Linked DNA regions of Homo sapiens: region 1 is linked to region 2. A link is a loop called in an ENCODE intact Hi-C map of the cell type or tissue named here. Cell type or tissue: A673. All regions are shown on one strand. Region 1 overlaps SRBD1 (S1 RNA binding domain 1). Region 2 overlaps SRBD1 (S1 RNA binding domain 1).

Region 1 (2,500 bases), 56 kb before region 2:
CCTATCTGCATTTTACTGCTATAAAGAGAGAATAATAGAAAAAAAACTAGTATTCCTAACCTTTCATGTAATACTTAATTTTCATCATTAAGAATGTAATTGTTTTGCATGGTGGCACATGCCTGTAGTCCCAGCTACTCAGGACCCTGAGGCAGGAGGATTGCTTGAGTCTAGGATTTCTGGGCTGAAGTGCGCTATGCCGATTGGGTGTTCACATTGAGTTTAGTATCAATATGGTGACCCCACAGGAACGGGAGACCAGCAGGTTGCCTAAGGAGGGGTGAACTGGCCCAGGTCAGAAAAGGAGCAGGTCAAAACTGTGCTGATTAGTAGTGGGATTGCTCCTGTGAATAGCCACTGCATTCCAGCCTGGTCAACAGTGGGACCCTGCCTCTTAAAAAAATAAAAAAGTAATTGTTTTTCATTTAAGATGACACAGATGTGAAAAATTTTTGTTTTGTTGTAACAAGACATGAAGAGTGTGAATTATCCCACAAGTATTTCCTGAAAGGTTATTTTATGTTGGGTCCTGTTTAGGGTGTAGAGGTAACATGGCCCTTGCCCATTTAAAGATTTGAAATGTTTCACTATTATATCTAAAATTGTCAATTTTACTTTTGTGTACACTATATTTACCACATCAGGTGAAGTACATACTTTCAATATTTTGAAAGAAAGTACAGTGAAATTTTACATACGTAGTTATTATAGTCTACTGATACAGGTATAACATAATGAAAAGTAATTTTTAATAGTACCAGTGACTAAGTATACTAACATTCCTTTTGCAGAAGTAGTTTTTCTGTCTTATTTTGTCCACCTTTTATGTTGATTTAATTTTATTGCAACTTTGGAAAAACATTAATGCTTTTATTCTGTTAAAACCTAGCCTTCTAATTTCTGCTTGAAAATATTTTATTGGGCTCTGCATTTTAACTAGTGTGTGTAGCAAATGTGGCATTCTGAGTTAGTGACTGAATTTAAGATTATGATTGACACAGGCTTCTGGGTGTGACAGTATTCAGGCCTGGGAAAGCAGAGCATTTTGGAAATGTCAGTTTTGAAAAACAGCACTGCTGTTTTACGAACTTTTTAGTTTATCATGTACAGGCCGGAGTGATGATATGCTAGGTTACAAAAACAGCTTCCCAATTCCTATAGTGCTGAGACCTCATGTCCTAAATCTGAACCTTACTTTTCAGCCTTTATGTAGATAACCCCAGCACAGTATCACAGAACACAGAAATGAATGCAAATGATGAAAGACAGTGTGGTGAAGGAAAATTACTGTGGAACTCTCTCCAAGTACTGTGGGAATAGCCGTTAATAGCTGCTTAGTAAATTCTTCCAGCTGCATCTTTTTTTCTTTCTTTTTCAAATTGGTCCTTAGTGTGATCTTTTCTACCACATGAATTTGTAACTCAGTCTTCACATTCTCTCATGGGACTTTCTGTTCCTTATCTTTATTGGTGTGTCTTTTTACTGACGTGCAATTTCCTGTGTCTTAACTACCTATTTCCTGTTCAATGTCACCATCTGCAGTAATTCCGCTTTAACCCACTACTCACTTTCAATTTCAGTTTCTGTCCCAAGCTTTATTATTTCTGTTACCTTATTCCCTTCTCCACCATGGGTCTTCCTGTGTGTCAGGATTTTTTGTAAGTTTGACGTATTACATTACTAGGTATGGTGAAAAAGAGCAAAAAACCTCCAATAATGTATTGTGATATTATGGTATACTTATGTAAATCGGAATTAAATAACTCTCCTCTATATTGTTGTACTCTACTTAATTTATTAGAGAAAATTTCTTGTATGAAGAACTTCTGTTTACTAAGCTGGCACAGCCTATAGCAAATACGGAAGTCTCTGCTGAGCTCAAACTGAAGTTTATTTTGTATTCACAATTTATTTCTTTATAGATAGTTCTGTGCAGTATTATTGAATATATTGTTTTATGTAAGCTTACTTTTTTTTTTTTTTCTTAGACAGTATCTTGCTCTTTCACCCAGGCTGGAGTGCAGTGGCAGAATCCCACCTCACTGCAAGTTTCGCCTTGCGGGCTGAAGGCATTCTCCCACTTCAGCCTCCTGAGGAGCTGGGACTATGGGCATGCACAAGCACACCTGGCTGATTTTTGTATTTTTTGAGAGTTGGGGTTTCGCCATGTTGCCCAGGCTCATCTTGAACTCCTGAGCTCAACCAGTCCTCCTGCTTTGGCCTCTCAAAGTGCTGGGATTATGAGCATGAGCCCCCATACCCAGCCGAAACATTTATTTCTAAGTGATTGTTCTATTTCTGCTGATGTTTACTTTAGAAATTTCTCAAGTATATAAGAAAAGAAAAAAGTCCCCTATATAATTTTTTTAAAACTCTGACAATTTGTTTGATATTTAAAATTTTACTCAATATTTTTAAAATTTAAATTAAAGTTACAAAAAAATACGCGTTTTATCTTTTGACATTCTTTTCAACATGAAGCACAAATTGAGAAATTTTC
Region 2 (2,500 bases):
ATTTGAGTCAGAATACCCTCAAAGATCTGCTCTAACTCCTCATTTTCTTGAAGGGACCTGAGGGCTCAATGATCAAGCCAGCCAGAGTTTGTTCTTTATAGGTCCTAAACTCTGCCAAATAGTTTTTATTAAGGTTGTGAAATATAACACCTTTTGAATTTTTCATCTTCTTCAACTTTTATGCACTTTAGAATTCAGCATGAAGAGAATTTGTCTCAGTGCTAGGCTGAAACGAAGTATTTTATTAACTGGTCAGTTGTTTTTTTTTTTTCCTTAAGGGGCATTCTGGAGAAGAGGAACTTTCAGCTTGTAATCTAGCCCTTGTTACATAACTAGACTACTAGACTACATACCATATATTCTCATTATAACTGGACATCTTTTTTGAGCCTGAAATCTCAGCAGATGGCAAGAAATAGTTAGGGATTACGTTTGGGCTAACACAGTTTCGTATGATGAAGAATGTGGGGAAAGATCTGTCCAGCTCTCTGGCATGCTATCCTATGGATATGTTCTTGCTGGAGCCATGGGATAAAAATTATAGAAGAATATTGTTAGGGCCAGGAAGGAAAGAGTTTCAAAGTAGAGTTTGAGGCCATGGGGGTATATAGCTCAGGGGTAGAGCATTTGACAGCAAAGTAGAGCTTGATTTCTTGCTTTTTGATTTTGCTTTCTGTTGTCAGAGGGGCATGTGTTCTGGGGGTAATTTGTGTGTTTATTGTGTGCTTGCTTGGTCCTTCTCAGCATGAGGTTTGTGTCTCTTTCTACTTCCCTTAGTAGGTTAAAGGGGACAGACCTTTTTTTTCTCTAACAGAATTTGGAGGTCCATATTTCCATGACTAGCCTAGGAATAATACAGGCATAAAGAAAAATATTCACTTACACAAATTCCAAACATACAATCATAAGTTAAAAGTTCATAAAATAAGGGATAATCAGCACTTTACCAGTGAATCTTTGGCAATGTAAAAATTTAACTTTGTAGTTCCTTTAGCTGGTGAGCTCTTTGTTGCATTTAAAATGGATTTTGACTTATAAAAATTCAGTTTAAGATTTTCATGAATCCTCCTACACGTAAAGCACAATGATTGTCTTTCTGTTCAAAGCCCTAGTTGGTTGTCACATGGAAATAGTAGAGTTCGATATTTGCCCTTGGTGTAAATGCCTGAATTTAGTGTGCCAGAAAATTGTTATTTTTTGGAATTTAAAAGTATCTCTTCAACAGATAAGTACAATTTAGTATGTTGATAGGATTATCCTTCATAGATTCAGTTTTTCTTTTCATTGGGTAAGTGATGCGTATTCTCAGTAAACTAGGCTGAAAGTTTCTAAGTCCAGAATTGTGGTTCCAATAGGACTCTGAAGTTACAGATGTAGTATTCAAGTCATGCAAATGTATGTAAACTAAGGAAGTATGGTCTATAGGTAAAACACTTGGAGAAATGATAGTCAATTACATGAAGATTTTCTTTCCTTTTCTTTAAGCAGCCTTCAGGTTTAGAAGCTCAAGTTAGAGAAATAGTGTTTTAACCAAGAAAATCCCTTTGGCAAGACTCATATCTTGACAAAAGCATGTTGGTCTGCATACCACTTTGCATAAAAGATGTGTATTGCATTAACTATGGAGAAGAGAAGATTCCAGTGTATTTCAGCCTCTTTGCAGGATAAAGCAAAGCAAATCACGTAGCCATGCTGTGTGTCTCAAAGGGCTCTTGTGTGGGTATTTCAACTAGAAAGGAGATTAGCATTGGAAGTCTGTGATCATGTCATACATTTGTAATTGAAGGTGGCTGTTGAAAATAATTCTTTACATAACTGGATTCTAGCAGTCTTGATGAGGTAAGTAGAATCAATAGGAAATGATCTGTTTGTCACTGCTTAGCCACAATGCCAAAAAGCTTGGTATCTGGGAATGGAGACTTTAAAAAGCGTCAGCACTGGGAAGTATTTGATAATTCAAGTCTAAGAGGCTTCTTATGAAAAGTGCAGAAGGAATATATGCATGGGAATATATACCATTGAATTTTTGCCGATAACATTGTTTCTCGCCACAGTTAAAATTGAAACTTTGATCACTCTAGTAGCCACAGGTCATTTGATGATTTTTGCCAAACCGTAAACTTAGGCAACTTAAGTACCTGCCTCATGTAAACGGTCTTATATGTGAGCATGTTTTTCCTGTTATTTGTATTTCTATTCCTTGACATAAAGTTTTAGAACTTTTTGGGGGAAGTTCATGAACACTCATAGCTCTTTCTGGTAGATGAACATGACTCTTACTTCTGTGGATAAATTATAAATGTACTATAAAAATTCATCTGGAGTGGCAAGTGAAAAAGATACAGTATGATTTGCTGCCAAGAACATCTTATTACATCTGCATATTTATGCTGCTAATGAACGGATACTGCTAACAAGTCAGTTTCCGAAGATACGCAGCTTTGGCGAAACAACAAAGTGAACAGGAAATGTTTTTCTTAGAGGATTTTATTTGCTCATC

The links. A loop is a pair of places that touch in the nucleus more often than their neighbours do. Peaks named below come from ENCODE experiments on the same cell type or tissue, not always from the same donor. Only the 100,000 strongest peaks of a DNase experiment are listed, where the experiment ranks them.
Region 1: a loop joins it to region 2, with 2.4 times the contacts of the local background. A loop is called at or near these places in 2 of 110 quality-filtered maps.

The regions. Positions count from the first base shown.
Region 1 is chr2:45,567,094-45,569,593 of GRCh38, reverse strand. All of the region lies in intron 9 of SRBD1 (S1 RNA binding domain 1), which reads left to right. It also overlaps the pseudogene RN7SL414P. Among named protein-coding and RNA genes, the nearest start is that of SRBD1, 43 kb to the left of the region's middle. In A673, no CTCF peak of the experiment used is centred here; a DNase peak (open chromatin) is centred at 1,483; H3K4me3 peaks cover 1,336 bases; H3K27ac peaks cover 2,500 bases.
Region 2 is chr2:45,511,193-45,513,692 of GRCh38, reverse strand. All of the region lies in intron 14 of SRBD1 (S1 RNA binding domain 1), which reads left to right. Among named protein-coding and RNA genes, the nearest start is that of SRBD1, 99 kb to the left of the region's middle. RefSeq lists a silencer at 2,429-2,500. In A673, no CTCF peak of the experiment used is centred here; no DNase peak of the experiment used is centred here; H3K27ac peaks cover 630 bases.